Regions from separate parts of the Homo sapiens genome. Here region 2 is linked to region 1. Evidence: chromatin loops called from intact Hi-C (ENCODE). Cell type or tissue: ascending aorta. All regions are shown on one strand. Links, peaks and the distances in the headings refer to the core of each region. The heading gives the core; the rest is flanking DNA. Region 1 overlaps AGBL4 (AGBL carboxypeptidase 4). Region 2 overlaps AGBL4 (AGBL carboxypeptidase 4).

Region 1 (15,910 bases), core at 3,654-8,653:
GGCACGCACCTGTAGTCCCAGCTGCTTGGGAGGCTGAGGCAAGAGAATCGCTTGAACCTGGGAGGAAGAGGTTGCAGTGAGCCGAGATCGTGCCACTGCACTCCAGTCTGGGAGACAGAGCGAGACTCCGTCTCAAAAAGAAAAAAGAAAAAAAGAAAAGAAAAAAAAATCATCAGTTCGTGGGCCCCACTCCTAGAGATTCTGATTTATTTGGGCTGGGTGTGGCCTAAATAATTCCAGTGTATGGCTAAGTGTGAAAACCTCTGCCAGCTCAAGTAAGGAGAGCAGCTGCCCTGCCAATTGGAGTAGGGCTGTGCCAGTCCTTTCCCACCTCTGAGCTTCATTTCCCTACCTATGAAGTGGTGGAGCTGGATTTCATCTCAAAGTTCCTTCTGGCTCAAAACACCTATGATTTTAAACACAACCACAAGGTACCCAGTTTGATTCCGACGGCACAAAGAACAAAACACAATCTTATGCTCCCTATGAGTTTCAGTGCAGAGCCAATAAGACCCAGAATGTTCCAGCAATAAGCTATAAGATTTTAATTTGTTCTCCTTTCTGCATCTTTAGTAAATCTAAAAAAGAAAAAAGAGTATAAAATTTAGATCTCACAAGTCATTTACTAACATTAATCATTAAAAAAACAGTGTTCACTTTGACATTGCCATTTATGTCATGCTTCTGCTGAGTCTGTGAAGGGACGAAATGGCCTCTGTGGGGACAGAGGGCGGCAGCTGCTAATGAGCTAAACTTTCTAAGGGACATGAGAAGGACCTGCCAAAGGTCCTTGTTTTCAGAAAGGCCTGCAGTTTGCCAATATCACATGGTCAGAGACATCTCTGGAGAGGTCCCTGGTCTAAGAGACTGGATGCATACCCAACTAATGGCAGACCAGCAAGATCAATTGTTCAAAAAACAATTAAAGATCTTTCTACTACTGGAGCTTGGCTTGGGAAGGAAGGTGAATACACATAGTTAGGCAGTCAGGTCAGCCAGCAAAACTTCTTCCTTTACCAATTACTGAAATTTTCCAACCATCAAGAAGAAAAAAAATAGCAATGCAGCCCACCCATGAATGTAAGTCAACAATCTACCTGCACGTCTGACTTCACCTCCTTTTGCTCAAAAGATCAGTCAGACTGCTGCAGGCAATCAGATAACTAGATCCACCTGGCCTCTCTGTGCTGTAAACTTCAGTACTGCAAATCTGTTCATCCGCTCAGGAAAGATAAGCAGCCTTGGAGTGAGATGTACTACCTGGCTGCTGGCTAGGCAACACGGACACCAAGGTCAAGTGTGGCCTTTTCTCCGCAGTTCGAACTGCAGGTGGGCAGTCTGTGTGCCAGACTGGGCATGCTGGGGACAAGTTCCCCACTGCTCCCTGCTGGACCCTGCATCACTTCCCTTGATGACACTTGAAGCCACCCACACAAGCTTCCTGAGATAGGAGAAAAACAAGGAACTTTGAATTACATTAAATTCTGAATCAGAAAATCATAGAGATGGATGCCAACTTTACATTTTTCAAAAATCTCTGCTTTTTTCCCCCACCACTGATCCTTGCTTTCCTGTGATCTTTTAATTTGTTATTCTTGAAAGGGAGATGAAAGTCCTTTTAGCCAATGTTCTACAAGAGAAAAGGGGTACTAGTATTTTTTGAGTACCTGGTTCACGTACAATGAACCAGGTATTGTACATTCAATTTATTTATTCCTCATAATGACCTTAAGAGATGGAAATAGGTAGAAATTATTTTCCCATTTTACAGATGTAAACAGAGATTCAGAGGGACTATGTAACTTTTCCTAAGGTACACAATCAGTCAATTTTGGAATCAAGATTCAAACCCAAATCCTGAAGCTTCTGCTCTCCCTGTCTTCCTTGCTGCCACCACGGTGGTACTGATGTAGATCAAAGACAGCAGACCTAACACATCAATGTTCAGTTAGTTTTCCTTTTGAGTTTCCTCTGTATCTGCCTGGCTACTTCCCACACCAGCTCCCAGTGCAGTTCACCACTGCAGACAGGGAAACCAGGAAAACAGCCACCGACTGGCCTTTGCCTCCAGTCCTTGCTCCCTTCAACCCGCCCATCCTATAATCACGACAGATTAAGTTCCCTAAAATACCTCCTTCCTTATTTGACTAGATGACTTCTGCAGTCTTTCAACTGTGTTTTTAGGTAAATCCTCTGGAATTTTGAATGGCTCCCTGTTTTCTATCACATTTAATCCAACTTCCTCAGCCTGGCTTTGAAGGCCCATTAGAATCCATTCTGTTCACTACTACTTCATTTCTCTACTATATTCATCTACATAGTCCATCTACACTACAAAATTCCGGAACTTGTTCATTTCCCGCTACTTCCAGTGTGCCGTAACATCAAGAGGATGGGTGCTGGAGCTGCCAGCCTGGGTGTAAATCTCAGCTATTCTACCTGCGTGCTGGTTAACTTGGGCCAGTCACTTTATTTCCTGAGCCTTACTTTTCTCAGCTATACAGTCAGCAGATCAGTGCTACCTCAGAGTTGCTGAGAGGGTTAAATGAGAAAAGATGTGTAAAGTGTCAGGAGGACACAGCAACTGTTACATCCTTTACCCTCTTTCCCCTCCCCATGTTTCCGCTCCTGCCATTCTCTTGTCCAGGAATAAATGTTTTCCCTACGTTTTCTTAAGCCTGCTAATCTTTCAAGTCCCAGTCTAAAATTCAGGAAACACTCCTTAATTACTGCAGAGCTAAGTTCTATCCTTTATGAATTTCTAGCTCACTTAGAGCCTTTGCCACCTGATTCAGTCCTTCACAGTACATGTCAGTGGGGAGGGTCAAGGCTTTGCCTCTTCTGTCCCCTACAAAGTGATAAGGGCTAGTCTGTACACAAAGCAGTAAGAAATTGATGGGCATATTTAATGTCTTTATGGAACTGTTTTTCACTTCTGATGAGCTGCTGTTCCTTGGAGATGAAAATATTTTCTGACATTCACTCAAGTACAAGGCCAACTTTAGAACACAGAAAGAAATGGGCTTTGCTATGACCAATCACAGGTATAGGCCGGGGCATTTGAGACAAGGGCCCCTGAGGTTAGCAAGGCTCAAGGTCACCTGGAGCAATGTTCAGTTTTCAGGGATGTAGCAGAACAGACTGGTGAGAGTACTGGCCTGGGAACCAGGAGGTCTGGCTTTCAGTTCCTGCCTGCCTCTAACCTGTTATGTAATTATAGAGGAGTCCCTTCTCTGGATATGTTTCCCTACCCATACTATGTATAAATTAGGTTATTTAAAATTTGATGGTCTTTGCAGCTTTATGATTCAATGAGTTTTTGAAATAAAACATTTAGACAAAGAAACACAATGCACTTTACCCAAATCAGAAATTTGTGTGGCAAGCCTGATTCATGTAAACCACAGTATACTATTTGACCAAAGTGTTAGTGTTATGTGTCAAAGGAGGTTATTAAAAATATGGCATCTGGTAGGATGGAACTTGATCAAAATATATTTATGTGAAAAGTTTTATAGGACAAAAATCATTTCCTACTAGGAAATGTGTCCCATTCCAGTGCTCTAAGCCTTGCAGAGATTAAGGCCTCTGATCGTGCAGACAGAAGGAAGGGTCAGACAAGACAGCAGAGCCAAGAACAATGAGGGCTACTTCTGGGATGTGGAGATGCTGTTCTGGGAAGCTGCCATCATTTCCAGTGCGTCCACTTCCTTTCCTCTGCATTTAAAACTCTCTCTGCCTGACTACCAATTAGGTGCAAATAAAAACCAGGTTAGTCTTATAGCAACATGCTGGCAAAAACCAATGAAAAAACAAAATAGGCATTTTCAAGATTTGCTGTTCAACTCACGTGTAAAAATATTAAATGAGATTTGAGAGACTCATTTTCTGGGGGAAGAATGCTATCTTTGCAAAAGAGGCCCCCTATAATGCTCTGAAACTATCCATCAGCCTTCAAGGCAAGGGAGAAATAGATTTCTCTTGGAAGCTACTTTAAGAAAAACTCTCTAGTCACTCCACAATGTGTTCATGACTAAAAAGAAATCAACAAACATAGCATAGTCCTATCTTTTATCTTTGATTGGGGAAGGTTCACCAAACTTAGATACACAGTTTGAATCAGAAAGGCCTTTGGAGAGCATCAATCCAATCCCATCTTTCACAGACAAGGATGCCGAGACCCAGAGAAGTGAAGGATCTTTGCAAGGTCACACAGGTAGGACAGATGTAGAGCTATGCTAAGAACTCAGGCTCCAGGCTGCCGACTTCCAACTTGTCATGCCACCTCTCCTCTGCAAAGCTGACGTTTCAAGCCTGCTGAAGGCAGCAAGGCAAGGCAGAATGGGCCTGTGGCCTGGCCCATCAGCTTTGCCTCTGCAGGGGAGGAGGCGCTCAGTGGGAGATGCAGGGAACGACACCACATCCAAGAGAGTCCTGAAAACTAATACGTTTCATTTCCTCAGCTTGACAATATTTGCTTTGGCTCAGGTTGGCCAGTTGCAGAGACATATCTGGACAAACCCAAATAAAACAAATTTTTCTTTCTCATCAACCTAACAGAGAATGATACTAAATAAACAGAGACCTTTTGAAGCATGAGGCAAGAAAAATGAACCAACACATGACGCGTTAAGGAGAACGAGAGGCGATGTCTGTAATGCATGCCACAGTGGCAGAGAACATAACGCTAAAGCTGAATTTCACCAGTGCCAACACAAAGGGCTCTGATGTACTTCTTCAAAGATCAATTCAATTGAATGTTAGAAGAATGTCAGAAAAATTTCCTCCCCTGCCCTGCTGGTATATCATCATGTGACTTTAAGATTTTTCACGAGCGATTCCATTACTAATAATCTTAAGTTTTTGTTTATGATTTGTTTTCAAGGTCATATAAATAACGCTGAGTAGTTCTATAAGGTCCTAGGACTGTGCGCTAACCACTGCTGCATACACAGCTTGAAGGAGGCTTGGGGATAAGGGAGTATGTCTTGTTCTTCCCTGTATTCCTGTTATCTAGCACAGGGCTTAGAACATACAGATACTTTCTAAGTGGTGAATGAACACAAACTGAGTTGTTATCTGTAAATAAGATACTTCATTTCCAGTTCACCTGATAAATTTTAGGCATCTGGTTACATAGGAAGGTGGGACAAGTTTCATCAAACTATCATGGGAATTAAGAAATATCTTTGTCACTAGTAAGCTATTTTAAAATGTCAATTTACTTTTACAGTTGCTTTGGATCAATATTTTTTAAAAAAAGAAAGAAAGAAAAAAAAAAGGAAGAAGGAAGAGAAAACGCCCCAGCAAAGCTACGCTACTGATAGTATACAAATTCCAGAAACAGTCATTCAGGGCTAGGCCAGGAGGCCAACCAGTCAAGCTGCGATTTGGAAAGCTCCCACCATACTCTCCACCTTTACTCTGACTAACAAACACTTGCAGGGAATGGATATTGAGCTTAAAACACTACCTTGCCATTGTCTAGGATATACTTGTCCATGACAGGCGCAGGAGCGGGGTAATAGGACGACGTATTTGCTTCCTCACTGAAAGTGCTCCGTAACTCCGGCTCGGGCTCGAGACATTCTGACTTTACTTTTTCCAGATCAATGGCGGGACCTAGGCAGTTAAGAAAAGAAATCTGTCTAGAACTCCAAGGAAAATAAAAGGCAAATATTTTTAACTAGGCATCTATCAGCACACCATGGCACAAAAAATTTGCTAGCTTATTTTTGTCCATTGAACTACACTTAAACCCAGACTCGAAAATAATGTGAGGTATGAATGTCACAAGGGAAAAGGTGGAAAACTGGAAGACAAGAGTGGACTAGACTCTAATCAAGTTTGAATGAAGAGCACTCTTCCAGGGTGTCATTGTCTAAATGGAAAGGCAGGGATTCAACTTCCTGCATAGGAAAGAGGTTCTGTTACGCCTGGGTTGGAGGAGAAGGGGTGGGAATTACTGAAATATGCAAATCGTGTATTTGCCAAAATCCTCACCTCAGTATCTTACAGTGGAGAAGGCCGTAACAGAAGAAGGGAGCTTAGGAAAGTGTGGGCAAAAATGTTAAGGCCTCCCCCTCCCCAAGACCTAGTATCTAGACTGGAGCATTTGAATCAAGAAATTAAAACACAATACACATTAAGCCCCTGATTGCCTGATCCAGCAGCTACTCTGATTTTTATTTTAATGCAATCAACACAAATTACATGCAGTTTAAACAGCAAAAAGGAAGCTAGATAAATGGTGATAGTTTCTAAAGGGGTTATTTTTTCTCCATTAGCTTTTAAAAATGGACTGTTTTATAAAATCACCTATTGTGTGTTGATTACTTAAGGGCAGAGAAACAGGATGAAAATGGGTAAATAAGGCCAAATGACTTGATTAACTTTTGTGGGAGAACAACTTCAAAGGCCCACATAATTTAACATGCTGGAAATTCTCCCCATGCAAACATTTCAGGAGTTGACTAAGATCAGAGATGTGGCTACTGCCACAGCAGCTCCCTCTGTCTGTGCATGTTAACTTAGGTAACAGATGAACTCACAGACCAGCCTTCTCTTATCCTAGCCATGTGGACAACTGGGTACAAAGCTCTTTATATATTAAAGCCCTTTGTAACAATCTGCTTGCCACTCTGGGTTCAGTTAACACATCCTAGACTTTGGTTGGTGGCAGTGAAGGTCCTGGTGAATTTGTTACTAAAATTCTTCATGATACAGCTTCCCAGGAGAGAATCTCAATCCTGAGTTGCTGGCAGCTGCTAACTGAAAGACGAAGTCTCTGTAGTATCATAAAATTTAAGAATGAAACTTGCACAAAGCTGAATGCAAGATGGTTGGGGAGCAGAACAGTGCAAATAAAAGAGCTCAACTCATCCTGGTAGAGATTTCAGGTCCCATTCCTGGCTACACTATATTTTAATTGTGTGACCACAGGTGAGTAAATTACAGATATAGAACCTGGCAGAGCGAAGGACCAATAGCATCATCATCGTTCTGACAGCACCTCCCAATTAGAGGTGCAAGACCTATTCAAGGGCTGGGCCTAGGTCTTATTCTTTCCTTTGTCCCCAGCACCTGGGGCTGAGTAGGCACTCTCTAAATGTTTGCTAAGTAAATAAAACAATGACAACAATGAATGAGTAATTCTAAAGTTTCAGAAGCAAATACCAAAGTTTCTTCTCTCTGTGTGGGATCACAGGTTAAAATTTTGAGACATAAACAAATTCAAGTGGAGCATTTGATCTTTTCTCAGATCTGGGAAAAGGTAATTACTTATATTTCCCCTAAAGCACATAGCTGAGTTGGCGTGTGAAGTCTCTTCTAGCTCTGACCTTCAGTCAACAGAAAAAAAATAATAGGCTGAAAAGAGGAGGTCCATGAAAGGCACTCACTCACGGTCATTTTTAGCAAGAACATGTCTTTCCTCTAAAGCCTCCTTTTCCTTCCATGAGAGGCTGGACAACAGAATGAATCCAGTACAGCCGTAACTTCAGTTGATTCTCTCCCATCCATCTCTATAAAGGCCATCAAAGGGATCTTCCACATGACCCTGTCTTTCCTTGCTTAGGCTGCCCACTACCCTCAAAATTAAGTCCCACACCATGGCCTCCATAAGGCCCAGAACAACCAGCCTCCTCTCTACCGCTAGGGTTCATTTCTTGCCCCCCACCAATATTCACCTCTGCTCAGGTACCCCAAATGCTATGTTGTTCCAGGCCTCTGTGCTGTTTGTCTTGGCGCTGAACACTACCTCATCTGTCTGCCAAGCACCCAGTTAGACTTTCGGACATAGCTCAGGTGTCTCCTTTGTGAGGCTTGATTGTCATCACTCCCAGGTAGGGGGGGTCTCTACATTGTGACTACTTTTAGCAAATTATGTTTGCAATCATCTGCCTGTCGGTTTTCAACATTAGACTATAAAGCTCTTCAAGAGCAAAGTTTTACTCCCTTTAGCATCTTGGAGCGTAGGGAAGCGCCTGGCACATGGCAGGCTCTTAGTAAATTCTTCATGACATGAGAGGGGAGGAAGAGAGGGACTTTAATGGGCTGGGAGAAAGATTCTGAAGTAAAGTCCTGCTGCTGAGTAGAGGTGCTTGAGGGTAGAGGCATGGACAGGTGGGAAGCTGTTCTGAATGTCTGTAATCTTTCTTGGAGTCCGAGAAGTAGAAATCAGGGCTGTTAAGTTGAAATCAGAAGCATCTAGTTAGAATGGACAATTCACATGGCACAGTTACAGACAAAGGGCTCTGCTATCACACTGTCTACAGAGGGACAGCTAACGGACATCAGAGGGAGCAGGGGTTGAAAGAGTCACCTCTCTGGCTCCATCCTGTTGGTCCCCTCCCATAGTCAGACTCCACTCTAGGCAAAGTGGCTGGCCTAACCCTCTCCACACATACACCATTCTTTCCTGCCTCCTACTCTTTGCTTATGCCATTCCTTTTGTCCAGAACATTCTACCCCTAGAGATGTCCACCTATACAAACTCCACCAGTGATGCAAGGCCTGACTCAAATGCCATCTCTCCAATGAGGCTGCCCTATCCCCTCAAAGACTAGTAAATAATTATCTCTAGCCCTTGGCTTGGGATTTGGAGACAGAGCTCCAAATACTGGGTTTAAGTACTGGGTTTGCCACTTACTGTTTAGTTGACTTGTGACCTTCCTTGGGTAGTAGAGCTTCCTTTGCACTCTCCCCACCCCTCTGCCCCTACTCTACCATAATAATCAGATGTACTTGTTCGTCTCTATATCTGTCTCCCCTACTAAAGGAGGAGGGAGCAGCCAAAAACGGTGCCTTTTTATGTCAGAAAGGAGGCTTGAGGACAGCCAAGGACCGTGTCTTTTTATGTCAGAGACCAGGTCTCACCTGGCACAGTGCTTGATTCACATTCTATCCTCAAGAGATAATGTACACATAAATAATTGCTTAACCTCTCTGATCTTGTTGTGTCACCTGAAAGGAGGAAAGATAACAGTGACTTGGCAAGACTGAGGATTAAATCAGATAACTATATATATATATTCGTATATTTATATGAAACAATGATTTCAGAGTCTAGTACAGAGTGGGTTTTTTTGGTAAATAGTCATTCACTCCCTCTCCACCCACTCCCACACAAGTTACACTTGTGCGCTTAAGTTCGTCTCTACTAAAGCATAGGTTCTGTGAAACAGAGGCCCTGCTGTTCTGCTTTTGCCCCTAGTGCTTAGCACAGGCCCAGCACAGAGCAGGTCCTTGTACTCCACAGCCCACCCACTCTCCTCAAGGTTCACGACGGTCCCCTCAAGGCTCACGAAGGTGTCCTAAGGGACTGATAGACTTCTGTCAAATATTGAAGCTACTATACTGAGATCTTGGCTCTCAAGAAAAACTATTTTCTAAATTTCTCACTCAGCACCATTTGCTTAACACCTGGTGAAAGCTCTCCGCAACAGCCTCCTCCTTCCAGGACATTGTCTACAGAAGGTCGGCTTGAAAAGCCAACCAAAGGTACATCTTAAAAGGGAATGTTCAGGAGACCTGGGTGTGAATCCCAGCTCATGACTTTGAAGTCAGGTCATCTTACCCTCTCTGCAACTCAGCTTTCCTACCTGCAAAATGGGGATTACCAAAAGCCACCATGCAGGCTGCTGACGTCTCTGGAAGAGCCTAGCACTGAGGCAGGCACAGAACAGACAGAAGCTGGCAAAACGGCAGATGAATGAAGGAATGAATCAATCAACAGAGCGCAATGTTTAGCATTACAGGATCAGAAAGAAAAGGAACAAAAAAAGCATGTGTTTTCTTCAGGGAGAGCAGGGAGGGCCCCTAGTGCTTTTAATTTAAGAGGGGAGAAAATCACTTCATTGCAAATTTTAGTCGGCTTCACTACCGATGTTGGCAATTTACATCTCATTACAACAAATGCTTCAGATTGCTGTTTTGCTTTTAAAAAATTTCTGAGGCATTGTTCTCCCTCAAACACATGTGACCAAATTAGCCACAATAATAAGCACTTGCGTTAAGAGACAGCATTGTACAATCTGGCGCAGATATTTTAGGTAACAAAAGAACTTTTTTCACTTTGTGGGAAGAGTAGGAATTTTTTTTTAAAAAAGGGCTTTGATCCATTTGCATTCGGATATTGACACACACTTGAGGTTTATTTTGGGGAAAATATACCTTCCATGGAAAGAAAACTCTCAGCTGGGTAAAGGAAGCTTTTAAAAAGTATGAAAGGTAGTACTTGTCTTTTCATTCAATCATTCATGAACCCATTCATCACACAACCCCTGACTGCATATCAAGATCTAGGCTCTGCAAGAGGCACTGGGGACCCAGAGACAAAGTATGTTCCTGTTCTGGGGAAGTTCAGATTTAACATGTGAAACACTATTATATAGCATACAAATAACTCTGATTTAACGGATAAGCAATAGATTTAGTGTTAGAAAAACCTGGTAAAGATCCTGGTTCTGTTATTTACTTTACCTCTTTAAGCCCTACTGGCTTTTTCCCTAAAATGGAAAGCATGACACACAGTTACGGTCTTTGTAAGTGTTTGCTGGGGCAACAAATACATGAAATTACACCATTTTCTATTCTTGTTGTATCGTAAACTGGACTAATGCTGTTCTTTCTGATTAACACAAATGTTTATGTTTGTGTGACTTCCGGGTTTAGAAATCACCTATTTTTTCAAACATGTATGTGTTTGGACACTAAATATCATTTCTGATTTCAGCTGAAATGGAAAGGTTAATAATATTCGATTCTTTTTTCTTTCTTTCTTTTTTTTAGAAAAAAGGACTAAATCCTTTTACTTCTGTAAGTAGATAGGAAGTTTCTCTGTTACAAGTACCATCCTATTTTCTTCATAAATGCATAGCAAATCAAGTCAAAATTCCTAAATGCGTACAGAACATCTGCTGTGGCACACAGAAAGTACTAGATTTGGCAGAATAGAGATGATTTTACTGTCGAGAAGTACCTGGGCAGGGGAACAGCTTCATAACAATGAAGGAGTTAAACAAAGGCCTTGGAAAGAGACTAGGGAAGATGCCTCCGGAGCTGGGTAGGAGGATCCCCCTCTGTGGACCTTCTCAGACCCTCTCAGAAGTCATCAGCTGCTCTCACCTGCTGCTGTAGCGTGCCTCTGTTTCTTAGCCCCATTAGTCTTCCAGTGAAAGCAGAGACAAATCTGGTTTCATTCCTTTGGTGAGAATCTACTAAGTACCTCCTGAGTGCCAGCCCTGTGCTAGGTGGAACTGAGTGCTTCACTGTCCAGCAGTGGAAAGAGACAGGCAGCAGACTACCACCAGCCATGTGGCTAACAAGCATTAGGAGAAAAACTGGGGCAGAAGCAAAGGAGGGGGTGCTGCCTCTGGAGGAGACTAGGAAATCTTCATAAGGACGGTCACCAACTTCTGTGTTGGGGCTTGGAGGATGAGAGGAGCTTGTTGGGTGTGTGACCCTAGGGTGGGGTAGTTCTCATAAGGTGAAGGCAAGTGGCACAAACCACAGGCTCACTGTGCACAAAGGGTGCAATGTGATGATCTGCATGAATTTGGGGAGGGGGAGATCACTGCCGGTTAAGGGATCCTAGAAGGCTTCAGGAAAGTGGTGATCTCTGACTGGGGCTTTGATGGATGCGCGACATCTTGGGGAGGTGGGGGAGTAGTGAGGCCGGGGTTCTTCAGGTCCTCTCTCTCTCCATTTTCTGTGAGTGAGGGCAGGAGCAGGCTTCGTTGGGCAGAGGCAGGAGAAAAAAATTCTAGCATGAATCCTGGATTAGGTGAGATCCCAGCAGCTGACACAGATGCCTCCACAGTGGGGCCATACCCTCGGGGAATCTGAACCACAGAGCAGCAGAGTTGAAATGGATCCGAGAGAGCCCCCTTTCCAAGGGGGAGAAGCCCACCCAGGAAGAAAGAGGTGAAAAAAGCAGGCCCAGGTCCCCAGTCTTGGAGGTCAAGGTTCTCCCCGACTTTGAGGAATTGCAGATGCCCATTTCAAATGACATATTTGAGAAGGAAAGGTGGCTGAAACCTACAAAAGTCTTCTTTGTTAAGTATCTTATATCAAATGTATCTCTCTTTTTTTCTCTCTGTAGCATTTTTCAGCCCACTGTCACGTGATTGTTTGTTTAACAGCTCCCTGACTAGAACATAAACACCGAGGGGATGTTCCTGCTATATCCCCAGCACCCAGCGCAATGTCCTCCATACAGAACACTCACTAAACACGTGTTTAGCGAAAGAAGTTAATCCTTATGGTGGTCCTACAAAATCGATCTTATTATCTCTGTAAAGACTCAGAGTAGTAAAGTAACTTGCCAGAAGTCACATAGGTGGTGAGTGCTCAAACTCAGGGTTGTCAGATTCCAAAGACAGCTCTTTCCACTACCCTACCCCTCCTCAATGAACTGTACTTTCCAGAGCTTCTTGCCTAATGCTCACTCTGTGGGACCCTCAGCTCATCTCTGACTTTCTCTGACATTCCTAGGGGGTCTGTGAAAAGCCCCACAATCATGAGGGGTGCGGTGGAAGGGGAATAGGTTGTCACCTCTAGAAGCTCTGAACTTATCCTCTGGTGGCCAGGGAAAACTGGACTGGTTCTTCATCTGTGGTTCTTCTACTTCTCTCCTGCCCAACTATCTGTGCCCAGAGAGTATCCAAATGGCAGGGTATGTGCAGAACGCCCTGTCAAGGAAGCATTGAAGGCCCACACATGTATTCAATGCATGTAAAATGGACCACAGTTGGCTGGGTTGGGGGGCTAAGGAGTTGTGGTGGGAATAAGTGGGGTGGGCAGCATAAGGGCTGCTCCCAGTTTCCTGAGGGACCACTGTGGGCACAGTGAGTGCCTGAGGGTAGGAGTTATGAGGAGGCAAAGTTTGATCACATGGTGGATGTCTGCCCAACAAATCAATCCATGACCCTGACCTCTGCTGATACTCCCTTCAGGCCATGAGCCCTTCCAGAGTAGGGACCATATGGGATTCATCTTTGCTAAATGGCTGTTGATTGATTTGCCTGACTCAGAGGAAAATAGCAACTCAGGAGTTGAAGGACTGCACCCCAGCCCACTCCAATGGGGAAGTGCCCCCATGAACCACCTGTAGGAGGGGCTGGGGTAGTTCTGCTTGCTCTCATCTATGTCTGCAACCTCATCTCTTCCTGCTACCCAGCACTTCACTGTGCCGTCCAACCAGAACTACTTTCAGTTCCTTGAATAAGCCAGCCTCTCTTGCAACTCCAAACCTTTGTTTAGGCTCTCCTGTTGCCTGAGATAGTTCCTTAACTTGGGGCCTCCTGCAGCCACCCACAACTCTCCTACCCCAGCCATGTAAGGAGCTCTCTTTTGTATCCTTTCCCAACATCCTGAGAGCTCGGGACCAAAGTAAAGCTCACCCTGCATCCCAACTGTCTGCTGTTGAGACTGTGACTTCTTTAAGGTGGCAAGGGGGGCTTAACAATTTGATTTCTCCGTGCCTAGCACAGGGCTCGGAACAGAGGAAGGATCCAATAATGTTCCCTGCACAAAAACATTTCCCTACGGTCAGAGCTATCCAATAATGAGATAGGCTGCACTGGAAGGCAGTGAGTGAGCTTCTTGTCTCTAGTGGAATGTTACTGGAGGCTGGGTGATTGCATGGCAGGGAGACAGCAGAAAGCTTCTTGTCCTGTATAGGAGGCTAGACGAGGTGAACTCTGGGGTTCCTTATAGGACTAAGGTCCTAGGACTCTAAGAATTACCCCCCACACTCAGAGTACCCCCTGGAGCAGCAAGGGAGGGTATGGCCAGCCTCTGGGACCTGCTGAATCCTGGCATCCAAACAAACATCCATCCATGTTGGCTGAACACAAACCTTCCACTGCTTCATGATATAGCATTCATGAAATCCTATATATTCTGATTCCACATGGCATAGATATGTCTTTTCCCCTCTCTGGGCCTCAGTTGTCCATCTATAAGATAGGGGTGAAAGGCTGAACTGGGTTCTCTCTAAAGAGACAATTTCTAAGAAAACTCCAGGAATTGTCCAATTGGTATCTTGAGGCCATGTTGCCTGGTAAGGCTGAAACTATGAAGACATGGTGGGCTTTTAAATTAAGCAGGAAATATTCATCTAAAAGCTCAAGGGTCCTGCAGTCACAGAATGCACTGCAGTACTGGATGGTCTAATGGCCAGCAATGAAGGCCTAATCAGGAGGCAGGCAAAAGGGATGGTGCCACAGAAGCACATGGCTAAGGGACTCTGTGATCAGACTGCCTGACGCATGGCAAAGCAAGAGGGGCCTCAGTTTTGAAACCTGGTTCTACCCTTTCCTGGGTGTGTGGCCTCAGGCAAGTTACCTAATCTCTCTGAGCCTGTTTTATCCACTGCTGAGGTTGTTTTATATATGGAAAGTATTTAGTGTCTGGCCCAAAGCAGGTATTCCTAGAAACCAGGCTTTGCCTGTAATGAACACTTTCCCACCTCCATTTCCTGCCTGGCAAATCCAAAAAAAACATAAGCTTGTCACATGGCAATATGGAAGGCAAAACCCTGCTCTAATGGAGAAACACACTGCTATTCTGACAATGGGGAAAAGCCTAACAACTTCCTCTGGATGTTCTAAATACCTAGGCAGTTGTTAGAAAAGGGACAGCCTGGAGTTGTCCCTCAACCCCATCCCCACTGCCCCCAGGAAAACGGAGTCTAGGGAGAAAGGGGAAGGAGGGTCCTGAATTGTTCGGCCACCCTGAAATCAACTTTTAAAATAATCTGGGATTATTTTAAACTGTGGCTACTTCTGATTTGGGCAACAGTTCAAAAAAAGTCCTTCAAAGTAGAAGATGACTGATATTTTTCAGACAAACTACTCCACTTCTTATTACTAGGTCTCTTCCTGCCATCTGAATTAAGCAGGATACAACAGTTTTTGAAACTGCCCCACCACTAACTCTAAACCGGCAGGCAGACTGTGGGCCTCTTAGGCCTTACCTCCACAAGGGAGATGTAAACATCTAACTAGACAAAATGGCTCTTGTCCACCCGCTTTGGGCCTTTCTCAAAGCCCAACTTTTTTATAGTACTCCTGCTCATTGTGAAAATGAACTGAGGCTGAAAGAGACAGGAAAGAGCTCTGAGATAAACAGGCCCCAAGAAGAGAGTCCTGGCAAAGAGAAGACTGAGCCACAACTAGTGATGTCTAAAAAAATCTAGGAGGTCAAATGGGGTGGTTGAGAGCTAGAGATGGGAAGATGGAATTCTGCCCAGGAAAAGTTGGGCGTGGTAATGGACAAATTCTATAAGCTACAGACCAGTGAGTTTGAAATCAAGTCCAGGCATGGTTGTAAAACAGAGTGTTCAAATATGATTTCTAAGGACTTACAAGGGGAAACAGGAAATCTCTAGGTGTCATCCAGGGTTGACCAAAGATTAAGACATCCCAGACCGTCACATCTGTGTTCTGCTGTAGGACAATGGGTGCCTATGATGTGCCAAGTGCTATATACACATTTTCTCATGCACATCTTCAAATGATTCTATATCTTGATGCAGTACCTACTGAGCACCTACTATATGCCAGCCTCCAGGCAGATGACTTTACTGCATTTATTCATTTACTCCTTTTTTTTTTGGACAGAGTCTCGCTCTGTCGCCAGGCTGGAGTGCAGTGGCATGATCTTGGCTCACTGCAACCTCTGCTTCCCGGGTTCAAGCTATTCTCCTGCCTCAGCCTCCTGAGTAGCTGGGACTACAGGCACGCGCCCCCATGCCCAGCTAATTTTTGTATTTTTAGTAGAGGCGGGGTTTCACCATGTTGGCCAGGATGGTCTCGATCTCTTGACCTCGTGATCCGCCTGCCTCGGCCTCCCAAAGTGCTGGGATTACAGGCGTGAGCCACTGCCCCCGGCCCATTTGCTCCTT
Region 2 (15,910 bases), core at 4,760-9,759, 74 kb after region 1:
ACTTCCTCCTTCCTCAGTTTTATTCTGGGTGCATGAGGAATAGGGTCCACTTCTTCAGGCATTTAGGGTGGTATAAGAGCTAACCTATGCCCTATATTATGTTAAGTGCAGGAAATCTAAGGAGCTATAAAGCATAGACTTTTCCCTTCAAAATTTTGTGGTGTGATTTCAACCACACATCTTAAGACTCCTCGAAACTCTGTTAAAGAATGAATGGAACTACTCATTTACTCATTCACTCATTCACTCAACCAATCAACTAATAAACATGCTCTGAGAACTCTCCTGACCTTGAGGCTGGCTCCTGGGGACACACAGCCCCTGTGCTTGAGGTGCTTCTGATCTGGGGATACAAGTCCACAATAGAGAGTTGGGCACTGAGTAGCCTCCACTGTTGACAGTGGGCAAGCTGAAAGGACAATGCAAATTATTTTTGTAAAAATATATTCCCTAAGCCATTTGTCAGATGATTTCTTTTACTCATCCTCTTCCGTGCAAGATGTGCCTGATTGATGTGGATAAGGGATCGGGTCCACTTCAAGGTCCCCTTCAGAGGCAGTGTAGAGTAAGGAAAGAGCACAGGCCTCAGGCCTAGATCATCTTGGGTTTCAATCCCAGTCTACCATTGATTAGATTTGTAACTTCATTCAAATCACTTCACCTCCCTGAATCTCAACTTCTTCGTGTGTAAAAAGGAGCTGATTTATGCAAAGTGTATAGCATAGTCCTGGGCATAAATAGGTACTCAGTAGATGGAAGCTATTATTTTATTCAAAATTTCAGCTTTGGCAAAATTTATTAGTGTTCAACAAATAAATGAACTTTACTGTGATGAGCTACTGAGATTTGGGAGTTTTTCTGTATTAATGGCCTAGCCCAGCCTATACTGACTAGCACAAAGGGCAGGGATGTGGTCTTCTCATGTTCTCTCATCTGAGGCAACCAGTTCAGAGCTGCTTGCTCGTTTATTTTATTTGTTTCCCTTTTAAATTCCAAGTCTCAAATTTGACCTTTGGACGATGCTAGTTGGTAAAAGGCCCAGGTTTTCCCACATGCTGATTGTCTGCTGTGCTTGTCCAGTGTCTACATATGGAGTGGGACAACAATGCTTGTAACTGATCCTGCGTGGAGGCCTCTTCCTCCCTCCCTTTTTCCCCCATCCCTGGTTCTCTGGAAAGTATCAGGAATAAACAAGAGCACATGTGGCACAGCATTCCTCTCTCTGGCTCTGTCGCCAACAGATGGGACACAATAGGTGTTCCTCTGGAGCTCTGATTCTCAGCAGATTGGGAGTGCAAGGTAGTGGGTGGGGGTGGGGGTGGTGGATGCTAGATGGAGCAAAACTCAAGTTCTTCAGGTCAAACGCATGTGTGTCATGGAATCTGAGGGCCCGAAGGAACTGCTAAGACCATTCAACATTGGTACATAGTTTATCTGGGACAGATTGGGGAGGAGAACTGCCCACAGTCACATAGACCTCTAGTGAGAAAGCCAGGACCTCAGACTCAAGCCTTCTGAATCCCAATTTTGTGCCTTCTGTATGTTCCTGGACAGCTTTGCTCAAGCATTTACAGTGGCTTCCTATTTTTAACTGTTTCAAATTCAAATGTTCTGGTCTGATAATTAGGGTCTAAGATCTGATTCTCACTTTACCTTTCTAGGTTTATTTCAAACTCAATGAGCAACTTGGATTGGTACATCCTGCTCTTGAAAATTTGATCTACAATTTCAACTAGTATTTTTTTAAGTCCCCCTCTTCTCTGATTTCTATTCTAGGATCCCCGTTTCCTAGTTATGTGTGTCTGTCTTCTTGATTCTACTCTGTCTTGCCCAACTCTGGTTTCTGTGAGGTCCAACCCTCTCTACTAGAGTGGCTTTTGGGTGCATATCTAGGAAGAGCACATTGTGTTGCAACAGATAGGGTATGTACGGAGTGGGTGGGATCTGATTTTAGAGCCTCCTGCTAGAGGGGTTGACACAGCAGTGTCCAGGGCATGGCTATCTCTGATCACAGCCCAAGAGGCAGGCATCAAGAGGGTCTGAGATGAAAGATAAGGAACCGTTCAGCAAGGTCTTACACAGGGATTGGGTAACTGTGAGAGGTGACTTGGAAGTTCAGGAAGAAAGGCAAACTCAGGAAGGTCCATCCAGAAGTCAGGGCAGCATAGTCAGGAAACATGATGAGAGGCCACTACCTGAAGTTGAGACAGATAATAAGTGTGGGTCTGTTGTGTGGCTGGGATCTTACAGGTGGGGAATTGTCTTTGTGGGCATCAAAATGGACAGAAGTTCCCAGGGATGAGTCAGGCCAAGAGGCATATTTCTCAAGGCTGAAAGTTGTCCAGTGAAAACTACAAAGCTGGATTCAGAATATCTGAAGTCTTAGAAAAGGGAATTCGTGCTGTGTGATGGGGGAGAGGATGAGTATGATTTTAGGTGAATAGTCATTTTGGGGCTATGGGTCATGAACAGAAGGAGGAAGTAGATTAGGAGGTTCTTAATTCACAATAAGGACTCTGGATCAGATATTCCTATTTCCCCCACCTGCTCCTGGACAACACTGCGCTGGCCTAGACAAACTCAGTAATTTCTTAATTTATTTATTCATCAAACACTCTCTAGAGTCTGCTCTGTGCCAAATCCTGGGCTAAACACTGGGGAAACAGCAGTGAATCAGATACATTCCCAACCTTTAAGGATTTCATTTCTGGGAGAAAAACATTCTCCCATTACTGGGTATATACCCAAAGGATTATAAATCATGCTGCTATAAAGACACATGCACACATATGTTTATTGCGGCACTATTCACAACAGCAAAGACTTGGAACCAACCCAAATGTCCAACAATGATAGACTGGATTAAGAAAATGTGGCACATATACACCATGGAATACTATGCAGCCATAAAAAATGATGAGTTCATGTCCTTTGTAGGGACATGGATGAAGCTGGAAACCATCATTCTCAGCAAACTATCGCAAGGACAAAAAACCAAACACTGCATGTTCTCACTCATAGGTGGGAATTGAACAATGAGAACACATGGACACAGGAAGGGGAACATCACACACTGGGGACTGTTGTGGGGTGGGGGGAGAGGGGAGGGATAGCATTAGGAGATATACCTAATGCTAAATGACGAGTTAATGGGTGCAGCACACCAACATGGCACATGTATACATATGTAACAAACCTGCAAGTTGTGCACATGTACCCTAAAACTTAAAGTATAATAATAATAAAAAAAATGGAGTGATAAGTGCTTTGAGAGACGGAAGACAAGGGGGCTGTTGAAACACAGAAGAGGCACCTAACCCAGATTGGAGGCAAAGTGAGGTAGTCAGAGGGAGTGGATTAGGAAGTTTCTAAAAGACGGTAATGTCTGCTGAGAGACATGAATTCAATATATGAAGAAGAAACAGTGTCATATTGTTTTAGAGAAATACAGGCAGGCTTGTGAGATGAACTGGCAGAAAAACAAAACAAAAAAACTTCAGTTCATGAGTGGAAATAAGCAATGGGAAAATCAAGTAGGTTGTTCTTAGATGTCCAGATTTGTAAGCACATGGCATTAGGGAGGTCTGGACTCTTGGTTGAGGTTCAAGAGAAGAGAGAAGTGATTCCAGGCTCCCAGGAGGAGGCTGACCTCATCTAAAGGGAGCCTAGGCTTGATGATGGAAGCCTCACGTATTATCTCATTTATTGTTTACTATATCTACAACCTGGCCACCAGGGCTCTCTGCACTAGGGTTTGAGCTCAAATTTCCAGCTAAGAGTAAGGTGTTGCTTTGCTTCTCATGGGTCAGACTTTGTGTATTTCCCTTCCTTGAAGCCTTGGTGGAAAGTAATAACTGGTGATGGAGCAGAATTGGGTAAGGTGGATCCTAGTACTAGACTTACTATTCTTCCTGTGTAGACTTCTTTGCTCCTTCTCTTCTGGCTCTGATGGAGACATTTTGGGTAGCTTTTTTTTTTTTTCAAATCAAGGCTCAGGAGAGGGCTCTGGGAGAAAAGGACCTTCATTTTAGTTCAGCTCAGCTCAGTCATGTTATGCACTGGGATTTGGAGCCAAAATCCTAGGTAATAATAATAATAACTAACTTCTCCTCTCTTGTGAATATATTTGCCTCAAGGAGTTGCCAGGGAGAATTGGCTGAGATGAGGTTAGATTTGGGTATTTTTGAATCCCCTGGCAAAATCCTGTCATGATGTTATTTCAGCAACACCTTCAGCAATATTGCTGTCAAGTAGTTTTAGCCAGAGACTGATTGTCCCCCAGTTCCCTGTCAACCTCCTCCTTGGGACCTTGAATCTCTTTGCTCTTCTCTTGATCTTCAGCCAAGAGTTTAAACCTCACTGGTGTAATTTACTTGCTAACATTAACATTTAAGGACTTCCTGCTTATTTTCCCATCACTGAATTCTGCTCATTTGCTACTTTTTAAAAATATTTTTTAATTGACATATAATAATTGTACATATTCATGGGAAACATAGTGATATTTTGATATATATAATATATAGTGATCAGATCAAGGTAATTAGCATATCCATCATCTCACACTTATTTCTTTGTGCTGGAAACATTCAATATCATTGTTCTAGCTGAAATTATATAACTATTATTGTTAACTATAGTCATCCTACAGTGGCATAGAGCCCTAGAACTTATTCCTCCTATCTACCTGTAATCTTGTATCCTGTAGCAAATCTCTCCCTATGTATGAGATCAACTTTTTTTTTTTTTTTTTTTAGCATCCACATATGAGTGAGAACATGCGGTATTTAACTTTCTGTTCCCGGCTTATTTCACTTTACAGAATGTCCTCCAGCTTCTTCCATGTTGCCATAAATGACAGGATGTCAGTCTTTTTGATGATTGACTAGTATTCCATTGTGTATATACACCACATTTTCTTTATCCATTCATCTGTTGTTGGACACCTAGATCTACATCTTGGCTGTTAACAGTTCTGCAATAAACATGGTGGTGCAGATGTCTTTTTGATATACTGATTTCCTTTCCTTTGGATAAATGCCCAGTAGTGGGATTGCTGGATCATGTAGTAGCTCTATTTGTACTTTTTTGAGGAAACTCCATACTGTTCTCCACAGTGGCTGTACTAGTTTACATTCCCATCAACGGTGTATAAGAGTTCCCTTTTCTCCACATCCTTTCCAGCATTTATTATTTTTGTCTTCTCAATAATAGCCACCCTCATGGGTGAGATGATACCTCATTGTGGTTTTCATTGGAATTTCCTTAATGATTAATGACATTCAGCATTTTCCATATATTTTTTGGTCATTTGTATGTCTTTTGAGAAATGTCTGTTCAGATCATTTGCTCATCTTTTGTTGGGACTCCAGGGACTGATTATTCCAACAATAATGGTGAATTTTTCAAACAAACAGGTAGGGTACTTGACCTCATGCTTAGTTACATTTTCCCTTTCATGTTTTCCTTCACTGTTAAACAGAACAGTGAGTTGAATACCAGAAATTCAACCAGGGTGAGTAAATTACCAAGGTAATAGCAATAATGGCCATTTGTAGAACAGTGTGGTATGATGGAAAGAACAGGAGTCAGTAGGAACTAATTTTGAATCTGTGCTTAGTTAACCAGCTCGGTAGCTTTCAACAAGTGACTTCACTCAGTTTCCTTATCTAAAAAAAAATAGGTGTCATAATTCCTACCAGATAAGTTTTTTGAGAGAAGTAAACTATATTTAATTCCTCAAGGGTTGAGTGCATAATATATTCTTCATATACTCAGTATCTATAGAGCACCTGGCACACAGTAGGTAGAAAGTGAAAGATAGCAGTTAGTAATATTTATTTGGGAGAGAATATATTATAAACATCCAGGCAAATCAAGAAAGAGAACGATCATCTTGTTCTTCACTGTATGGATCTCAAAATCAGAAAGGCAGATGGGTTAAGAGTTCAAGGCAGTTCTAATTACAACGCTAATGTTATTAGCTGTTAATTATCTGCATGTTGCTATCAACTTAGCTCAGTCAGATGTGGTCTCTCTTTCTGAAAGCAAATCTTGGTTCTCTAAAATATCTCTAATGTAATTAATATATTTCATTACCTTTGTTCTGGCATTAGCTGCTCAAACTAAACAAAACATGGGCAGATTTTGGCCACTTATTGAGGAACTGTTTTGTGTGTGTGTGTGTGTGTGTGTGTGTGTGTGTGTGTGTGTGTGTGTAGAGAGAAAGAGAGAGAGACAGACAGACACAGACAGACAGAGACAGAGAGCTAGACAGAGATGTCGCCAGCTCTGTTGATTATGGATTTTGCTATATAGAATTACAGTTAAATGCTTATGTCAGATTAGCAGTGGTTAGCTGGGGAGAAGGTTGTATACAAGTTGAGGACTAAAGGTAACCTTTGAAATAGTTGCACTGTTGCTTTTTGGATGGGCAGATACGATTTGAAGTCCCTTGATCATATCTGAGATCATCCTTTTATGGCAGAACAGCCAGATTTTGCTTTGCCAAGTCAATCTAAAAAGTAACTCAAACAGAACTGTGGTGGGGCCTGGCCTCTACATTCAGGTACTTGTAGGAATAAGATAAGGAATAGGTATATGTTGAATGAGGTATAATAAGAATTTGAAATACCTTTTAACCAGATAACTACAAAGGCAAGAAACTTATCATGTTTCTAAAGAGAGCAAGGAAATGCCAGCCTGTAACCCTCAGGTTTAAGGGTCAACTCTCATTTCCCTCAAGGATTATGGTAACTAGTCCCTATAATCAATAAGAAACCTCTGGTACCCTCTGAACTTTTGTAAGAATCTTGAAAGATGCTTCTTCATGTGTACATACAGTAATTCAACAAATGTTTGAACACCAACTATGTGCCCAGCAGAGAGATGAATAAGATATGGTTCTGTCTGTAAAGCGTCCACAATCTAATGAAGGAAAAAGATATCATAGTATGCAGTAGTATGATACATGCTACGATAGAGGTTTGTGCAAACCACTGTGAAAGCACAGAAGATATACCTACATCTGTCTAGGCAAGGAGGGGCTTAGAGAATGCCCTCGAAGGTGGTCACGATGAATAGGAATTAACTAGATCAACAAGTGTGAAGGAAGTCATTTGAGGCTGAGGGACCAACATGTGCAAAAGCCTGGAAATGAAATAGAAGTTAGTCCATTCTAGGAACTGTAAATACTTGAGAATAGTTTGAGCACAAAGAAGAAAAACTGGGAAAAAAAATGAGGAGGGGTGTTTGCCCAAGTGCTTTATGAAAGCCAGAGATGAGCGCCCACCCCTCTCCCAACGTATGACATTTTGAATGTTGCTATTTCCTGCCCCTAAAGATCCTTTATCACTGGAATAGTGGTATTCTGTTAAGTTTAGGCCTCAGCCTATCCACTTAAAAAGGTACCTGGTTGACTAGCCTCCAGAATCAAATGAGATAGTGGATACAAAGAACGTAACATAATCCTGTCACTCCATGGAGTCAGAAGACCTGTTTAATCACTAGCTTTGACATTTAGGGCCCAAGTGTGAACTTGGGAAAAAGCTATTTAACTAGCCTGAACTTCAGTTTCTTTATTTATCAAATGGGTGTGCTTATGGAGAGGATTCAATAAAATAATTTTCTATCATTCAATATATAAACCGAGTTTTGCTGCTTAAGCAAAATGGTTTATTAGTATTAATCCTGTGGGTATCTGGACCCCTGTTCCATTTATGCATGTGTCCAGATCAAGTTGTCTAACTTGCCACACTGATGAGCTTGAGTTCTCCCAACAGCTTTGGTCAACTAGAATCCCAGCTGACCATACAGGCTGGCTCTTTGCTGCCCCCACCTGTCTGGAGCCAGCTTCCACAGTAGCAACAGGACTGGAAGCCCAGCCTGGTGCTGCAGCTTTGGCCTCCCTCCCACACATCCTGATATGTCAGGAATAGAAAGTGCAGCACCTAGGACTAACCTCAGCTCATACCCCTTCCCAGTGTGTGTTTTTGTGTGCTTGCAGATGCACCTGGGAGATGCAGATCCATTTTGGGTGAATGGTGGAGGCTGTGTAGTCAGTAGGCAAAAAGCTAATACGTTCCTGTTTGTCCAGAGCCTCAGTGACTTCTTAAGCACCTGAGAGTCTGCAGTCTTACCGGAAACATTCCCGAGATTAGGTCAAATTCATATCTGATAGTCAAATTTGGAAAGGCCACCATTCTCCTTCAGAAGCAAATGATTTCACCAGCTCCATCTTCCAGCCGGAAACATTCCCGAGATTAGGTCAAATTCATATCTGATAGTCAAATTTGGAAAGGCCACCATTCTCCTTCAGAAGCAAATGATTTCACCAGCTCCATCTTCCAGCTGCGTAAATTAGTTAATTACAAAGGCTGTAATTTGCAATCAATATTATCTCCGTGGCATCTACTTCACCGAAGGAAAATATTTATGGCCATATTTGAAAAGGGGCATATTGCCTTAATTGGGAGCCATACATGAAACATTGCACTAAGTGACTCTTAGGGCACTGATGTCAGTTTTTGCTTTTTTGGTCTGGGAGGTTTGGGGGAGAAAACACAGGCAGATTCTAGATAAAGGCCCTGATTTTCACAAGATAAAAACAGCCACAGACACTGATCCTCAGACACAAATCCTAAACACAGAGAAATGCTTTATGCACAAAGATGCCTGTGATTGAATTTTTTATAATGGTGAAAAAATATGCACTTAAACGTTCAACCAAACAGTTATTTACTTACTTATTTACTTGATGGAATATTATCTAGTCTTAAAAACAATGGTTATGAACAACTATATATTAACATGGAAAATTCTAATACTGTAATATTAAGAGAAAAAAGAGTAAGAAAAATACTAGATATTTGACATCTTCTTTATAATATGCATGCAAAAAACAGCCTGGAAAGAAATACATCAATATAGCAACGGTGATAGTTTTTGAGCATTTTAAGTTTATTTTTTCATGTGTTTTTCTTGAATAGACATATATTGATTGGCAAGCAGAGGAAATGATTTGTCATAATGGCAACCCCACAAAGTCACTATATTCCACATCCTGGAGTGAGGAAGCTAGCCTGCATCATGGAAATATATTTTCCTTCAATTAGGAAGCAAGTATTAAAAATATATACAATGGACTGGATGCTTGTCTTTGCCCTCAAAGCTTCATGAAATATTGAAGAAGGACAACTCTGCTGCTGTGTGAAAGAGGCTCGTACAGACAGTTTTCTCCTAAATCAGCCTGGGTGGTCAGTGAAGGCTTCCTAGAGATGACGATATTGAAAATAGATTTTGAAGGATAAGGAGGCAGATAAGGAGATAAAGCATTCTGGAAAAATAAAACAGGACAAAAAGGTATGGAAGTGTGAAAGAATCTGTTATGTTTTGGGGAATAACCAGTGCTTAGTTGTGGCTAAAATGCTGGGTGCATGAAAAGGAGTGATAAAAGGGGTCATTAGGCCAGATTCTGAAGAGCCTTGAATGCCAGTGTAAAGCAGCCCTTCTCTGAGAAAGGCTAGAGAGGTTGGCATTTATCCTGAGGGCAATAAGGAAGCATCAAAAGTGTTAAGCAGGGTCAGGAAGTGGCCAGAGTCATATGCCAAGAAGGTCTCTCCGGCTGCAGCATGGACTTGGGAATGGATTTAAGGGGTGGATTTGTGGGGGATACAGATACAGGTTGAAGGTAGAGAGGCCAATTTGGGGACTACAGCAGTAGTTCTGGTGAAAGTTGCAAAGTGTGAACCAAGGAATGCTAGACTTACAAGAGCCCCTGGAAATCTTCTAGTCCAGTGTTTGCATTTGACATTGGAGGAAAAACAAGCTCCAGAAGGGGAAGAACTTTTATTTGTAAGGAGTTCTTTGCAAGACTCTTAATAGGCTTTAGCCCATCCACCAATGTATGGTGTTTCTGTTCTCTTTAAAGTGTTCTTGCCAATAGGTGGTCCAGCTTTTGCTCACACACATCCAGTGATGGGGATCTTGCCACCTAAGAAAGCTGATAGTAACCCCACTCTTGATTCAAATGGTTCTTCTATTGAGCCTAAAATGGGCTCTCTTAAGCTCTGCTCTCCAATCATAGTATTCCCTCATGTAGCCACACAAAGCCATTCTGCTGCCTTCTGCATTGTGCTGTGTGTTTTCATGCTGATTGTCTAATTCAACCTTCCTAACTTCCATTCTAAGTAAGCACAATTATTATTTCTACTTTACAGGTGGAAAAATTGAAACAAGAAATTACATGGAACAAGGATAAGGTCTTTTCTCTGGGTTTTCTATTTGTTATCCTCAGGTTATTTTGACTCCAGTGCTATAGTTCTGAGTACTGTCTGGGCCCTGGGACTTCCTTAGAAAACACTCTCATTTAAGGTTTGAAGATCTGAACTGAATATCGGGTTCCCCAGAGACCTATAACTGGTACAGAATATAGAGGCATCATCACTCCTTGTGATGGTTAATTTTATGTGTCACCTTGACTGGCTATGAGGAGGTACACAAATATTGGATCAAACATTATTTTGGGTGTTTCTGGGAGGGCATTTTTGGATGAGTTTAACACTTAAATTGATAAATGTTAAACTATGCTTTATTGTTGAGTAAAGCAGATTGCCCTCCGTAATGTGGGTGGGCTTCATCCAATCAGTTGAAAGTCTGAATACAACAAAAGGCTAAATAAGAGAATATTATTCCCTGAATAAGAGGCAACTCCTCTTACCTCCCTGATTTTGAACTGGGAAACCAGCTTTTTCCCTGCCTTCAAACTCCAACCGAAATATCAGCTGTTCCTAGGTCTTGAGCCTGTCAACCTTTGGACTGGAACTATAGTTGGCTCTACCTAGTTCTCAGGCCTTTGAACTCAGATTAGAGCTATACCATTAGGGGACTTAATAAATGATAAAGTTTCTGCACAGCTAAAGAAATAACAGGGTAAACGGACAAGCTACAGAATGGGAGAAAATATTTGCGAAATATGTGTCTGACAAAGGACTAATATCCAGAATCTACAATAAACTCAAACAATTCAACAAGAAAAAAAACCAAACAATCCCATTAAAAAGTGGACAAAGGATGTGAACAGATATTTCTCAAAAGAAGACATACAAGTGGCCAATAAACATATGAAAAAATGCTCAACATCACTAATCATCAGAGAAATGCAAATTAAAACCACATTGAGATATCATCTTACACCAGTAAGAATGGCTATCATTAAAAAGCAAAACAACAACAGATATTAGTGTGGATGTGGAGAAAAGGGATATGTTGATGGAAATGTAAATTAGTATAACATCTATGAAAAACAGTATGGGGATTTCTCAAAGAACTAAAAATAGAACTACCATTTGACCTAGCAATGTCACTACTGGGCATCTACCCAAAAGAAAATAAATCATTGTTTCAAAAAGACACATGCACTTATATTTTTATCACAGCACAATTCACAATTGCAAAGTCATGGAATCAGTCTAAGTGTCCATCAGTGGCTGGCTGGATAAAGAAAATGTGGTATATATACACCATGAAATACTATGCAGCCATGAAAAGAATGAAATCATGTCCTTTGCAGCAACATGGATGGATCTGGAGACCATATTCCTAAGTGAAATAACTCAGAAACAGAAAGTCAAGTACCACATGTTTTCACTTACAAATGGGAGCTAAACAATGGACACATATGGATATAAAGATGAAAATAACAGACACTGGGGACTCCAAAAGCTGCGAGAGTGGGAGGAGGGGGAACGTTAAAAAATGACCTGTTGGGGACAACATTAACTCTATGGTTGATGGGTACACTAGAAGCCCAAACCTCACCATTATGCAATATATCCATGTAACAAAACCTGCACATGTGCCCCTGAATCTAAAATTTTTAAAAATTAGAGATATTAAGAAAGTGAAAAGGCAAGCAACAACAGGGGAAAGCATTGACAATAATATAATTAGCAAATGATTTATATCCAAAATATATTAAGAACTCATACAAATCCATAACAAAGAGACGATCCAATTTTGGTAAGAGCAAAAGATTGAACAGACATTTCACAGAAGAAGATATTTGAATGTCCAATAAACTCATGAAAAAGTGTTGAACATCATTACTTGTTAGGGAAATGCAAATTAAAGCCATAAGGAAATACTACTAAACACTCACTGGAGTAACAAAACTCAAAAGGAGTGACAATATCAAGTATTGACAAAGGTATGGAGCAATTGGACAAAACTGGGAGGAGTTATAAAATGATACAAACACCTTGGAAAACTGGAAGTTTCTTATATAATTGATTCTGCAATTATATTCCTGGCTACTTATCCAATGAAATCAAAACATATATTCACAAAAAAGACTTGTTCAAGAATGATGATAGCATATTTTTCCAGAAAAGCCAAAAACTGAAAACAATTCAAATAGGTGAATGGATAAACAAATTATGGTATATTATGAGCAATGGAATGCTAAAGAAGACTAAAAAGGAATAAACTATTGATACATGCAACAATCTGGATGAATCTAAAAAATAATATATTGAGGAAGCAATCGGACCTAGAAGAGCACATGCTATATGATTTGATTTATGTGAAGTCCAATTGTTCCAGCACCATCTGTTGAAAAGATAATCCTTTCTTCATTGAATTGCCTTTGCATCTTTGTTCAAAATCAATTGACCATATTTGTGTGGGTAGAACTCTCTACTCTGCTCTATTGATCTAAATGTATATGTCTTTGTCAATACCACACTGTCTTGATTATATTAACTTTACAGTAGTTATTACAATTGAGTATTGTGATTCCTCCAAATAAACAAACAAACAAAATAAACTACACCATTGGCTCTCCTGGGACTCCAGCTTGCTGACTGCAGGCCTTGGAACTTGTCAGTCTTCATAATTGCATGGCCCAGTTCTTTATAGCATACACACACACATCTTACTGGTTCTGTATCTCTGGAGAACTCTGACTAATAAATATATCCCTCCTTGTTTTATAATTAGACTTCTATTAACACAGACTTTGATCACATTGGCCTTTTTGGCATCCACATTGCCTAAGTGGCATCAGAGTTGACCTAATGAATTTGAGAGATAGAATGCAAACCTAGGTCTCATGGTCCCAGCCCAGGACCTTTTCATTCCATTGCATTGCACCAAACATACCAGGACTATTCGATAGAAAACATTCTTATTCCTTGTACCACTCTTCTGGCACCAGACTTCCCAAGATTCTAGAAGTGACTTGGTTTTCTAATACATCTAACTATTCACTACATGTTTATTTATTAATAGAGCAAATATTTTCTTCCTTCTAATAGTGTGTTTTACAGTAGGCACAGTCAGGAAGCAAACTCTAAGAAGCAATTTTGATTTCCCATCACCATCTATCACCTCTGGTTCCCTCTGTTATGTCTAACACTGCTCAGTAGGCTGGAACACAGTGCCAAATAATTAACCAACATCCCCTGCTAAGTAAGCCAGCCCTAGCTGGAGGCCTATGCACACTCCAAGGTTGGCTAGACTCCAACACCAGGGGAAAGGTCAGCTGGGGCAGACTGAGTACTCTGGTGATTTAAAGGTGCAAGTCCTTACCAATCACCTTTCCTGATTCTCTCCTTCTTCTTTTCCCAAGGCCTCTGTTTAGAATGTACTTCACCTTTGTTGTCTGCCTGAGAAGTTCCCATTTTCCCCTCAAAACCCAGCTTCAATGCCTCCTGCTTAGGAAAAGCTTCCTGCCCCTTCCTTGCTGCTCACACAGCACCCTGCACACATTTCTACTTGGCTATGACTATTGTACTGCATTGCTTCACTTCTCCTTGTCCTCCTTTAGACTTTCTCTAGGTCAGGAATAAATCTGATTCTCCTGTTTCCCAGTGGCCAACACAAAATATGGAACAGAAGAGGTACCAAAGCATGTGTAATGCATGGATGAATAATTGAACAAATGAATGTTGATATCACTTGAATTTCAGGTCTATTTATTTCATCTCTGAATTAAGGAACCTCTGCTAGGCCTTAGTTTTGGCATCTGTAGAATGGGAATATCTGCTTATCAGAATCGTTACCAGGAATACATAAGAGAAAAGGATGGTGGGACAAAAGGTGTGTGTGTGTGTGTGTATATGTGCACATGTCATTAGGATAGTTTCCTTCTCCCAAGATGTGTCAATAAGACTGTGAGCCCTCCAAGAGCCATGTGTTTCTTTGAGCCTTTCTCTCTTCCTCCCTCCCTTCTTTCTTCCTTCTTTTCCTCTGTTTTCACTGAACACCTAATATATGCCACTGGGAATGTAAAGAAAGGAAAGTCAAACCTATTTTTCTGCTTTTAAGTGGCTCACAATGGGGGAGTCATATATAAGATGACAGTCACAAACCAGCACACCAAGAGCTAGGACCTAAAATACATGGGGGTCATGTGAGCATGGATGAAGAACATTCACCATAACCCACATGATCAGAGCAGACTTTTCTTATGAAGACTTAACCTCTAATAAATGGGAGTCAGTTAACTGAAGGCACAGGAATAGATAGGTTAGGAAGAGCAGTAAGAAAGAATGGAGGACATCAGAAAGTTCAGAGTGCAGAGTGTTAGGGTGAGGGGTGGTAGAGGAGATAGTGGTTGGGTAAATGTTAAAATGTAAGACTGGAGAGGCAGACAGAGGTCAGTCACACAAGGCTTTATTAGCTCTAGTGAGGTATTGGTGTTTAGATGCAGGTCAGTGGGAGTTGGGGGAGGAATCTACTTGCTGGAGTAGCATGCCTAGATTTGCTCTCCAAAGGAACAAACAAGATCCCAGTGGAAGAAGAACAACTAGGGGTAAAAAGGCTCTAAACCTGACATCCTTGGGATAAAAGCTAATGGCTGGGGAGCTTGGCCTGGAGAAGAGATGACTTGGAGGTAGGCCAGGTTACTGCCTTCAAAGCTGAGGGGCTACGGGGGCAAGCGAGGAAGCAGATGTGCTCTGCGTGCTCCAGAGAGCAGTGCTAGAACAAGTGGGTGTGACTGGCTGACCTGGAATCTCAGCTCTGCAACTACCTGTGTAAAACTGGCAAATCTCTTAACCTTACTGAGCCTCAGTTTCTCCATTTATGCAATTAGAACTGTAATACTGACCTCAGCACATTGCTGTAAGGATTTAATGTGAAGATGTACATCAAGTGCCTAGCACATGTTTGGCACATGGGAGATGCTCATGTTAGGCTCTTTATGACTCTAAAATGAATACTGAGATGGGTGAGAAACATACCGGCAGGGGTAGCTTGGAGGGAGGAGGGAAACAAGAATAATTTCAGCTTCGAACACAAACACAATTCTCTTCGCTTCCTATTTTGGGAATTGCTGCGGAGGCCAGGAGGGAGGGAAAGATTCCGATTTTAGCGCAACCCGCCTTCTCACTGGGTCTGTGACTTCCAATACTCCAACCAGCCTCTGGAGTCAGTTTTATAGAAGATTCTGTCCCTGAACTGTCCTGATGGTATCAGAGGTCTTAAGGGTCAATTTAAATATCCCACCTCAGAAAAGCCCTCCTTGATATCCCAGCATAACTAGGACTTTGTGGCACAATATCTTATTGCACCATTTATTTTTTCTTTGCCCTGATTAGAGTTTGTCTGTATATATTTGTGTGATTGTTTAATACTTTCCACCTTCCCCCATGTAAGCAGAGACTATTGATATTTTATGATGTTTTCTATTGTATTCCCAGTGCCCAGAGGAGTGCTTGGCGTATAATAGGTATTTTATTCGCTCATTGACTAAGTGAATAAGTGCATAAATAAAGGAACAAGTAGGAACCAAGGGGAAAGGGCATTTTCCTCAGAAGAAAGAGCATGAGCAAAGGCAAAGAAGTGGTAAAATGCATCATATATGCAAGTACCAAGTGAAAAACTCAGAGCATCTAAGAGATAAAAATGG

Evidence for each region. A loop is a pair of places that touch in the nucleus more often than their neighbours do. Peaks named below come from ENCODE experiments on the same cell type or tissue, not always from the same donor. Only the 100,000 strongest peaks of a DNase experiment are listed, where the experiment ranks them.
Region 2: it touches region 1 in a loop (3-fold over the local background); 5 of 110 quality-filtered maps call a loop at or near these places.

The regions. Positions count from the first base shown.
Region 1 is chr1:48,737,150-48,753,059 of GRCh38, forward strand. The region is part of intron 6 of AGBL4 (AGBL carboxypeptidase 4); the gene reads right to left. It overlaps BEND5 (BEN domain containing 5), which reads right to left. Exons shown (of 6, transcript NM_024603.4): 4 at 5,474-5,622. Among named protein-coding and RNA genes, the nearest start is that of BEND5, 32 kb to the right of the region's middle. RefSeq lists an enhancer at 13,145-13,274. In ascending aorta, for the core only: a CTCF peak has its summit at 6,519; no DNase peak of the experiment used is centred there; H3K4me3 peaks cover 767 bases; H3K27ac peaks cover 4,746 bases.
Region 2 is chr1:48,809,874-48,825,783 of GRCh38, forward strand. The region is part of intron 6 of AGBL4 (AGBL carboxypeptidase 4); the gene reads right to left. Among named protein-coding and RNA genes, the nearest start is that of BEND5, 41 kb to the left of the region's middle. In ascending aorta, for the core only: a CTCF peak has its summit at 7,823; a DNase peak (open chromatin) is centred at 7,858.